3 separate regions of the Homo sapiens genome follow, and regions 2 and 3 are each linked to region 1. Evidence: chromatin contacts called from ENCODE Hi-C data. All regions are on one chromosome and are shown on one strand. Each heading gives the region's core, a stretch centred on a gene start or an enhancer-like site at or near the end of the contact. The rest is flanking DNA. Distances are from core to core; before and after follow the strand shown. Region 1 has its middle 130 kb from the start of CHST15. Region 2 overlaps FAM53B (family with sequence similarity 53 member B). Region 3 overlaps LHPP (phospholysine phosphohistidine inorganic pyrophosphate phosphatase).

Region 1 (3,570 bases), core at 523-3,022:
CAAGCGCCTCCAGCAGTGGGAGGGAGGGCAATACTTACCCTTTTCAAATGGCGTCCTCGGTAATTCCCACCAACACGCCTTGGGCCCACTGCCCCCACTCCCAGACAAGCTAAACTGCCCAGAGCTCTTGATGTTTTCTGTCCTGCTGTTTCCTTGCCTGGACGCCTGGTGAACTCAGCTGCGTCCATTCATGCAAATACCCTGACCCCATGAGGCTTCCCTTTGGGCCCTACACAGGGTGAATCTGTGAATCCCCCCCTTCCCTGGGCCACCTGGCCCTACGCTCAGGCCTCCCCACTGGACTGTGAGCAGCCTGAGGGCTGCTGGAACTGGGCCAACTCCTCCTCAAGGCTTGGTTGTGGTGCCCAGTGTGCAGGGACCCCGACAGACAAGGCGTGAGAGGCTGCATGAAATATACAAGAGACCGCGGTGCATCGCAGATGCTGATCTGTGTGTCTGTCCTGGGCTGTGAGCCCCTGAGGGGCAGAGACCCACTTCTCTGTATCTTGGAGTCCCTGCATCTTCTGACAGAAAGCAGGGGCTAAGAGATGCTGGTGAAAATGGACTTGAGTGGATGACTGGGGCTGTGAGGGTTGCTGGACACCGGGCATGCCTCGGCGGAGAGGTGGAGGGGACAGCGAGCGGCAGTCCCCCTGCCTGCGCGGTCGGATGTATGTTCACTCCTACAGAAACCACATCACCAAGGGGGCTCTGGGGTTGAAATTCCTGAAGGAAACCAGAGATTGTTTTACAAAAATACCCTTTCAAAAATAGCAGCTGTTTTTACTTTGCTTCTGAAAGGCGGCGGAGGGCAGCTTCCTGATTTGGAAAGACAAATGTTTGTGCAGCCTGGGGAGTGAGGGGCTGGGCGACGGGGGGCTCTGGCCAGGGGCCCAGGGGCCCCTTGTGTTTTGGGAGGAGTCCTAGGGGACCATGTAGGTGTGGACATCCGACTCAACGTGCAGCCCTGGCAGTGTGCGGTAACCAGTGACACGTAGAATACTTTTTAAAAAAGTCCTTTCTGACCACATCCTCTGACCCTCGCACCTGGAAACTGGAAGAGAAACAGGCCCCTTTTTAACTGTTAGGTTTCCCTGGTCAGAAATGACTCATCTCGTTCTTTCTGGAGACTTGGAAGTTAGAATGTATGGAAGGATGAATGAAGCGCTGCTGACTTTGGGGGCTCCTCGAGAGGGAATGCCATGGTCCCCAGAGAGTGACTTGGTTGGTGATAGGGCCATGTGGTTCCTCTCTCCTCAGTGAGGGAAGCCTCCTCCTCTCCCTCCCACTGGGTAGCCACATGGTTAAGAGAGCTCCAGGCTCTCACAAGCTGAGGTGTGAGTCCCAGTCCTATTACTTCCTAGCCGTGAGGTCTTGGTCAGGGATAACTTATGCCCCCGGCCTCATTTCCTTTATCTGTAAAGTGGAAATGACAAGCATCCTGGCCTGATAGGGTGCTTGCCAGGAGGACACAAACACAGGCCTGGAAATCGCTCATTTCACCTCCCAGCAGCCCTGTGGGATGGTTACTCTGATTTTCCCCATGGGGAGAATGAAGCTCAGAAGGTTATGCTGGAGAACCACTGTGGGGGGCTCCATTCGTCTCCGCAGCCCCAGGTCTTCACCGCCCTCCTGAAGCCAGCATGTGGCCCCTACGTCACAGGTGGGAATGGCAGCTCTGAGCAGCCCAGGACACACTTAGGGCTGTGTGTCCTGGCAAGGAGCTGGAAGGGAGCCCTCTCCTTGGCTGGGCTCTCCCACAGGCACGATTATGACCGCAGGTTCCGGGGCCTGCCCTTCCTTCCAGATGCGCAGGTGCCAGGCTCCACGTGGTCAGCGGCGCTCCTCCATGAGCAGGGGGCTGGAGTGGATACTTTTCCTTCTCTTTTCTGCCTCTTCCAAAGCTTCTGCCTCAGACTACACTATATTGTGGTTAGAAAAACAAAAACAATAAATGTCATTTAGAAAAAATAGCACTTGCTAAGCACTTTTGCTTTCTGTTTGTGTTTGGGACTCACAGAAGTCAGTTTGGCATGAGGCTGCTGGGACTTTGGTGGGGGCTTCAGGCCACCACGTGGTAGGTGGGAGCCCCTGGGCTGCAGAAGCTGGGTGCAGGGCTGGCAGAGGGCGGAAGGGGGCCTTCCCCATCATGGATACGATCTGCAGAGATCTGCAGGGATCGAGCCTGCAGGGACCGAGAGGCACCCATGCCTCAGCAGGGAGTCAGGCGGGAAGCTCAGCATTTGTGTCTGTAATCCAGCTCCTTCTCTCCACTGTTTTTCTGGAATTATTCCCACCTCCTCCACTTTGTCTTTAGGGACACTGCTTCATCTCATCCCCTACTTCTGTTGGGGCTACTAAGTATAAAACCTTAACTCCTTGGTCAGAGATTGGGACATTTGACCTAACTCTTTTGCTTCTGTGGATATTTTGACCCCAAAGTCATTTTGAATGTCAGCATTTTAACCAGAATTACCCAACAGTGATGAGTTTTCATCTAGAAAGTATCAGAATTCCAGCGGGGACCCCATTAAGCTGATGTAATCCCTCTATCAATTTTCTATACAGCGCAGTTAAGCCATTCCTGATGTTTCCATTTCCATTTTGCTGAAATTATTTTCATAGGGATCAATTTTTTTTTTTTTTGCATTTAGAATCTTACAGCAGAGATTTGCTTCTTAAATCACTTTTCGTCCATATCAAACTACTAATCGCAGCTTCTACCATCACGAGCGGCCACGGGTTCCATCCAGTACTGTTTTCCTGGGTGAAGTCATAATTGGTGTTGTTTGAGTTGATGCATAAGGAAATAGCAATTTCTGTAAGGCAGGGAGATGGCGGGGGAGAAAGAGTGGAGGAGGGGCAGAGAGAAGGAGCAGGCGTCCCAGAGGGGGACAGGGAGGAGGACAGAAGGGTCCCTGGGCAGAAATTGGGTGGCCACTGACTGGAAGGATGCAGGAGGAGGGAGCAAAGGTCAAAGTGCCCACTTGGCCACAGGATCATCGCATGGCACCATCCTGGTCAAAGACTGCCCTCCTCCCCCTGTTCTGGTTCAGGGCATACTAGCCGGCACCAATGGGGCGGTGTGTTGTGACTAGGTACGTGGGATGGAAGATGAGACTAAGGGCCCACAGGCCAGCAAGTTCCTGGTACAGGAACAGAGCCTGTCCCCGTAGGAGGGTCAAGGAGCAGAGAATGAGGCATCAACAGACAGAAGGGTGGCTCCGGGCATCAGTCACTTCAGACCCTGGATCCAGCAGTGCCTGGGATGCACTCCCTAGGCCGCCCTTTATAGTAGCTTATGAAGGGCCCCCCTTTTTGGCCGAGGTAACTGATTTGGGTTTTTTTCATTTGCAACCAAACACCTCCTCCTGAATATCCCCCAGCTCTATGCTCTCAGGGCTGTGGCACCTGCCTGGCTCACATGTTGTTCTGATGTCCCTGCATGTCTGGGAAGACCCCCTTCTCCTCTTCTTGCAGCTGCTTCTGCTCGGGGTAGACACACCAGGGGTCCACTTGACATTCCTTCCTCAGATGTCTATTGCATGCTCCCCATGTTCAAGACGGCGT
Region 2 (3,570 bases), core at 350-2,849, 470 kb before region 1:
GAAGTAGATGTAAAATGTGGTTGGCACATGGTAACTGTTGCCAGTGACGAGTGAAGACAGAGCTTCCCAGGGCTGCCTTCTTACCCAGGTTGGGCTCACCTGATGGGGAGGGGACCACAATAGTGCCAGAGGACAGGGAATGGCCACTGCCAGCCTGTCTGGGTGCCATGCCTTCCACATGAAGAAATGGTCAAGTTAGGCAGCCTGGCCCAACTGCAAGAGCATGACCTTGGGTCTACAGACTAGGTTGACGTCTGGGCTCTGTCATTTGCTGGATGTGTGTCCATGGGGGAGATGTGACATCGTTCTGAAGCCCAGTTTCCCCCATCAGTCAGATGGAGATTGCTGTGACAACCCATGAGATGAGTCACGTGCTTGGGATGCACATTCATGCTCTTTCTCAGCTTCAGCAAGGACCCTATTGGAGTGTTAGCTGATTAACAGTAAATATGCATTTATTGACAGTTTCGTGAAAAGCTCTGCCTGTCGCCAGTTCCCTCGTCGGTTTAATGGCGCCCCGCTTTGCTGTGTACATCAGTTAAGAGATGCATCACCAGCAGCTGCCCGTTTCACTTGCTCTGTGCACACCCACAATCAGGATGGAAATCCAGAGGAGATGGACCAAACTGACCTTGTTGTCCCTTCAGAGTTCTTGTTGCCAGTGCAAATACTAGCTGTTCCCTGTACATTTATGAACGCCTGTGGGAGCTGAGGGGTAGAATAGGAAGTCCTGGTCAGACCCAAAAGGGCTGTCACAAGACCCTAGTCTACCCAGCCTTGTGCAGATGGTGAGATTGAGGCCCCTCTTCCCAGTGCCCCATCTGGTGTGGTTTTTAACTGTGAGGATCTCACTGGGCATCTTTTTGTAAGAGCAAAGACTTCCCAGAAGCAGTGGCAGCTGCCATGGGCCACCCCAACTCTGCTGGTAAGGGCAGGGCCCTGGTAATGGCTCTGAACCCCGATCTTTGTCCTTAGTAGCTTCTTTGTCACCTCCCAGAGTCCTGCAGACCCGCCTGCCTTCTTCCTTGGATGTGGGGCCTGATGGTGCATTACCTCTAGCCATCGGAATCCCTTGTTCCTTGTGCCTTGTGTGAGGAACTTGGTGTCCTGTGTTGCTGTCCCCGAATCCAAGACACAGCTGCCATTTTACAGTCCATCCCAGGTGCGTGGGCAGGACCTGAAGCTGAGGCCTGGCAGGCAAAGCCCGAGGACTTTTTGTTCCTGACACTGCTCTGAACTGAGTCTCCTTCTGGTCATACAGGCAAAGAGACTCTCCAGGGAGCCAGAGGCTCTAAAGTCCATTTAAAAACAGATGAGACGATTGTGGGGGAGCTCATGTCATTGCCCTGCTTGTGTCCCCCCCACCCCCATGTTCTTTTCGTAAGATCAGTTTAGCAAAACCGCCTTCAGAAAGACACCTCGGCTCTCTTGATTTTCCCATTGATGGGTTGGTGAGCTTCTCCCCAAACCAAGCATAGAATCTTTGTGGCCCTGAGGCCAAGTTAGCACAACCCAACCTACAGGGCAGGGGAGAGATACTCATTGTCAGCACAAGTAGATAGGTGTGAAATGTAAGAATGAGTCAGCTGGTTGTGATCTGACAGCAGGCTTGCTAATCGGGGCATTTCGTATCTTGGTCTGTACTTGAGGTGCTTAACCTTTTCTGGAAACCACATTCTGTACTTATGTGACCATAAGGCACCATCGAAAACATAGCACAGAGCTCTCTAGGGCTATAAAGCTCCTCTATCTTTTGAAAATATGAAGGTTTATAGTCCCCCAAGAATCTGGAGCCCTGGGAATTTTCCTTCAAATTTAAGGGTAGGAATGGAAATAAGAACATTTGAGGTCAAATGCCATTCGTATTCCTCTGAGTGTTTTTCTTGCTTCAAGCTCTAGGATCTGTGCACACAGCAGTCTTCTGCCCTTCTTAGTCAAACGGTGGCAGGACCAGAGCCTTGTGAGTGCGAATTTGGGAATTTGAGTCCTTGTCTCTGCATATGTAGGCAACTCATTCTCCTGTTCTTTGTGGCATAGTCAAAAGTCAGAAACTGCAAGCTCAGTCATCAAACCTCAGCTTTGGAAGAGACCTTGCTTACCTAGTCTGTCCAAGACTGTGAGAGAACTGGGCCCAGGGATGCTTGTGTGTTCACCCTCCCATCTGCAGGCAAAGGCTCTTGTGTGTTTACGCTACACACAAATGCACACGCTCTCGTGTGTATCATTTCAGACTTGTGAAGATAATGCTCAGTGGGGACGTGGAGAAGCTTTACATGCCCTAAAGGCTAAAGCAACAGGCGCAGCATAGAACTGAATGGGCTGGTGCCATGCTCTCAGGCTGTGGGCCATCGCGCTCTGCTCAGGTCTGCCAGGGGCTTGGTGTCAGGCTGCAGATGGATGGGGGGCCCTTCTGCGTATCTTTAGGACACAGCTGATGGGCCCTTGCGTGTTCTCAGGGAGAAAGTGGGAGGCTTCACACTCATCTTGTTCATAGGAGTGAGTTAGCTTCTAAGGCCTTTGCTAGTGGCTGTCCATCAAGAGCATGTTGTGTAGCTTGAGAAGGAAGCCCTGAGGGTCCCCATCCTGTCCTGTGAAACCTCTGATGGGTGAAGTGATCCTTCTCCATACTTCTTCCTGGAATTAGCCCAAACCAAAACATAAACACCAACTTTCAGTGTTGTTATGAATTCAAATTTGTAGAGACCAGAATTGTCAACCCTCCTGAAGCTTCTGGGCAGTGGTGCTGGATGGTCTGGATGGGCCGCCATTCGGACAGATGTTTGAGAACTCAGTTCTCCATGTCATCTGCTTTCCAGAACAGCATTTCTCAACATTTTTGCATTGAAATAACCTGGGGAGCTTATTAAGATGCAAATGCCTACCCAGAGAGACTCTGATTTACCAAGTCAGAGACGGGGTCTAGAAACCTGCATTTTAACAAACACCCCCAAAGGATGCTCCTGTAGGTGGCCCAGAAGTCACACTTTGAGAAATCCTAGTCAGAGAAGCCAGGTTTCCATTCCAGCCGGATTCCACAGAGGCTGGCACCCTGTTGCAGCTCTGGCTGAGTCAAGCCTCAGCTAGGAGAGCGTTTTCCAGTACCGTTAATTATCCTTATGATGACTGCTGTTTTTGAGAGCCTACTCTATGCCCTGTATGAGATGCCTATTTAATTCTCATAATAGCTACGAGGAACTGAGTAACTTACAGAGCTGAGGTTTGAACCCAGGTCCTTGCCCTTTCCACTACACCAAGTGACTGTTGCTCAGTAGACTCCTACATCCATGACAATTGTGACTTGAAAGAGTTATAGTTGTTTGTGCAGAAGTGATATTGAATGGAGGGGGCGGGGGCACCCTGTATCCTCTTCTCGGAGGCCTACCGAGGCCCTTTGTATGGTGTGACGTCAGGGCCTAGCGCTTGGGGCAGTTTGCCATGAAAAATTAGCTTCTATTCCTGTTTCTTTTGTCTGGTGATCTGACCCAACAAATCGCTTTCTGTTCCCTGAGCGAATGGGGAAAACACAGGGCTAAACATAGCCTTGATTGTTTTTACTTTTCTCGTATTGTA
Region 3 (3,570 bases), core at 557-3,056, 390 kb before region 1:
CCTTGCGGGGGCTGTACTTGCCCCTCCCCGGCGTGGGTCCCACACTTTCTTATCGTCCACCTTCATGTGGTGGAAATCCTGCTCCGGAGACCCATGGCTTCTCTCATAAGAAGCGCTCTCCAGGCCGGGCGCAGTGGCTCATGCCTGTAATACCAGCACTTTGGAAGGCCGAGGTGGGCGGATCACCTGAGGTTGGGAGTTCGAGACCAGCCTGACCAACATGGTGAAACCCTGTCTCTACTAAAAATACAAAAAATTAGCCAGGCGTGGTGGCGGGCACCTATAATCCCAGCTACTCGGGAGGCTGAGGCGGGAGAATAGCTTGAACCCAGGAGGCGGAGGTTGCAGTGAGCTGAGATCACGCCAGTGCCCTCCAGCCTGGGCAACGAAAGCAAAACTCCATTTCAAAAATAATAATAATAAAATAAAATAAAGAAGCAGTCTCTCAAGGGTTATCAGTAGCTTCTGAACTGATTTGGGGAGAAATGGAGCAATCAAGTTATCTGTTCAGCTGACTGATTCTGAAACCTGAAACTTCAGTTATGAGTGATTTGTTCCCAGGGCCCCTGTGGGAAGGCCGCCGCGCCCTTGGTCGGGAAAGCAAAGCTCACCACCCCCAGGCCACAGGCTGTTCCGTTAGGGAAGGCAGTGCCAAAGTTTGCCCTGGACTGCCTCGTTCCAGATAGGGCCAACAGCAGCTCACTGGCCCCTCTGGGCCTCAGTTTCCCCATCTGCTAAGTGAAGGGGCTGGAGCAGGTGAGGTGTTTCAGGGCCCTTGTCCCTCGCACCTCTGATATTCAGTGGCTCAAGCATAAGGCAGGACTAGAGACAGTGGCCCAGACCCTGCTGGTGGCCTCCCCCATACGGTTCTTCCTAGCAGTCAAAGCCTGAGTCAAAGGCTGCTGGTCAAGGCAGAGTTTACTGAACTGTTAGTTTCCTCCTGCACACACCGGGCATGACACCTTCAAGTCTGTCCAGCAGTGGGTCCAGAAAGTACCCTGTGTGCCTTGGACGCAGAGGCTACAGTTCTCACTGTGTGGCATGGGAGCCTTCACAGTGCCCTCGGGAGCTGCCCCTGGTCTTTGTCTGCAAAGGTGACTGGGAGGATAGAAAAAGCAGCGGGCTGGCATTGTTTCGGGGGTGGGGTGGTGGGCAGTGTGCCTGGGCAGTCGCAGGGAGGCTGACTTGGTTCTGGGCTGCAAGATCTGTGCATAGGAGGCCCCTGGGTTTCTTCCAGGCTCTTCACTGAAATGCAAAGAGTCTGAAGAGGAGGCAGTGGGCATAGTGCCCCTGAATCTGGTTAGGTGGAGTTTACTGCATTTAAAGGCCCATGGTGAGTGGTGAGTTCTGGGATTTGGGAGATTCCCAGAGGCCTGACAGGCCTGTCCCACCCTCCTGGACTTCACTACAGGGAGCTGAAGTCAGGGCCCAGGCAGGGGAGCAGGCCACCCAGGTAGGGAACAAATGCCTGCCCATGCAGGGCAGAGGGCAGAAGGCAGGGCTGTCAGGGCCTTGGTTGGTCTGGGCACTGGGGCAGGTGGAGGGGAGGCAGGGGTGGAGGAGAGGCAGGGGTGGAGGAGGTGGGGCTCTCCTGGGCGGGTGGAGGAGAGGCAGGGGTGGAGGGGAGGCAGGGGTGGAGGAGAGGCAGGGGTGGAGGAGGCGGGGCTCTCCCAGGAGGCCATCACTTGTCGGCGTGCTGCAGCAGCAGGTCCACTGCCTCTGCGAGGTTGTCCACGTACCCATCAGCCTTCACTTCCGGATGGTGCTCGTCACTGGGCCTGGAGAGGATGGCCGGAGGTTAGTCAGTGCCCCCACGCTGACCCCTCTGCAGCCACACCCACCCTCCCAGCATCTAACATGGGCCTGGCCTTAGCTTGAGGAAACCTCCAGGTCCTGCCAGGCAGCCTGGCCCGTGGCCACTGGCCATCCCCCTCCTCCCCCTGCCCTACTCAGGCACACATGGCCCCTCCTGACTGTGCCCTCAACCTGGACACCTCCCCAAACCTGTCTCCCACTGGGGAGCCTGCTCAGCCTTGTGGTGGAGTGACAGCCGGCCCAGCTCCCTCTGGGCCTCCAGCACAGACATCTCACCTTGGATGGTGGGGACATGAGTGTACCCTGCTCTGGGCTCCCCAGGGGCTCACCCCACACCCCTGGCCTGGCCTAGTGCCCCGTGGGAGGAGCCTAGTCCATGTGCACTGTGGGGACAGCTGGGGTAGAGACTCGGAGCTCCTGCCTGCCCTAACGCTGGGGGCCCGCATGTCAGTGACAGCATGTGTCTTCTGGTTGGTGCCCTCTGAGGCCACGCCCACCCAACAGAGGAGGCACCGGGCTCCTGGATAAACTGCCCTCTGGCTGGGATTCTGGGGGCAGCAACCTCTCCAAAGCCTTCAGCCATTCCCCAGGCATCTCCTGAGGTCTCACTGGATGCTGAGGACACAGGAATGAAGCCATGAGACAGTGCAGAGGCCTCCGGGCCCTGCCAGGGGACTTTGTGGAAGGGGCTGTGGGCTGAGTCCTGAAGGCAGGCAGGAGCTACGGGTAGACACGTGGGTGGGAGAGGAGAGCCCCAGGAGCAGGAAGGGGTCAGGTGGGTTCGTGGAGACATCCAGAGCCTTTTTTATTTTTTATTTTTTTGAGACCAAGTGTCACTCTGTTGCCCAGGCTGGAGTGCAATGGTGCGATCTTGGCTCACTGCAACCTCTGCCTCCCAGTTTCAAGCGATTCTCCTGCCTCGGCTCTTGAGTAGCTGGGACTACAGGCACCCGCCACCACGCCCGGCTTTTTTTGTATTTTTTAGTGTAGAGATAGGGTTTCGCCATGTTGGCCAGGCCGGTCTCCGACTCCTGACCTCAAGTGATTTGCCCGCCTTAGCCTCCCAAAGTGCTGGGATTACAGGAGTGAGCCACCGTGCCCGGCCCCCATCCCAGTCTTGACAGTCATTTGAGGAAGTGGCACCTCATCCTAGGGGCTGTGGGCAGCCTGGAGGGCTGTGAGCCAGAAGGCCCCTCCCCACAGCCTTGCACCCACAGAGGTGCCGCTGGAGCTTGGCAGGAAGTGGGGAGCGGCCCGTCTGCAAACCTACCACTACCGAGGGACATGTTGCTTGGATCTCCCCACGGCCTGGCCCAAGCTCCCTGAGAAGCAGGGAAACCACAGTCTCCCGGCAGCAGCGCCCCCACTTTGGAAGCTGCCACCCTGGTCTGAGAGGAAGTGCTTGAAGTTGGTTCTCACGTCATCTAAAAGCCGTGTTGGCCCTTTCAAAGGGTTTGGTTTCTGCAAAGGGCTTTCTTGACCCTAAAATGACTGTCATGGGCAGGGGGGCTTTTTCTTTTAAGGGTTCTCAGCCCAGTGGCCTGGAGGCTACCTCCTGGCCCTCAGGGACTGCTGAGGCTGTGGACCTGGACGGGGGCCACAGGGGCAGTCCCTGGGAGGGGAGGGCAGTGTGGGCTCCCCTGTGACTGTGAGGGTATACCTTTTGGCTCTTGTCCAGGTCCCAAGGACAGAACCCCTTGTCCCCTAAGCCCCTCCAGCGCCCCCACTTCCTTGCCCACCTGCTTGTATGGGGCT

The links. A loop is a pair of places that touch in the nucleus more often than their neighbours do. Pooled maps may share reads with other maps.
Region 2: a map with no recorded cell type shows a loop between it and region 1 (5-fold over the local background). The contact joins two enhancer-like sites. A Hi-C loop is called at or near these places in 2 of 37 single-sample maps with no recorded cell type and 4 of 50 pooled maps.
Region 3: a pooled map shows a loop between it and region 1 (3-fold over the local background). The contact joins two enhancer-like sites. A Hi-C loop is called at or near these places in 5 of 37 single-sample maps with no recorded cell type and 6 of 50 pooled maps.

The regions. Positions count from the first base shown.
Region 1 is chr10:124,219,258-124,222,827 of GRCh38, reverse strand. No RefSeq gene overlaps it. Among named protein-coding and RNA genes, the nearest start is that of CHST15, 130 kb to the right of the region's middle. RefSeq lists enhancers at 1,056-1,235, 1,246-1,345. Within about 2 kb of position 1,772, at least 6 of the 41 ENCODE cell types and tissues checked have a DNase peak (open chromatin) inside an H3K27ac peak, as active enhancers do.
Region 2 is chr10:124,687,065-124,690,634 of GRCh38, reverse strand. The region is part of intron 3 of FAM53B (family with sequence similarity 53 member B); the gene reads left to right. Among named protein-coding and RNA genes, the nearest start is that of FAM53B-AS1, 15 kb to the left of the region's middle. RefSeq lists enhancers at 1,653-1,732, 2,360-2,861, 3,435-3,514. Within about 2 kb of position 1,599, at least 5 of the 41 ENCODE cell types and tissues checked have a DNase peak (open chromatin) inside an H3K27ac peak, as active enhancers do.
Region 3 is chr10:124,611,472-124,615,041 of GRCh38, reverse strand. It overlaps LHPP (phospholysine phosphohistidine inorganic pyrophosphate phosphatase), which reads right to left. Exons shown (of 7, transcript NM_022126.4): 7 at 901-1,778. The coding sequence ends at 1,682. Among named protein-coding and RNA genes, the nearest start is that of FAM53B-AS1, 91 kb to the left of the region's middle. RefSeq lists enhancers at 1,600-2,110, 3,070-3,119. Within about 2 kb of position 1,806, at least 8 of the 41 ENCODE cell types and tissues checked have a DNase peak (open chromatin) inside an H3K27ac peak, as active enhancers do.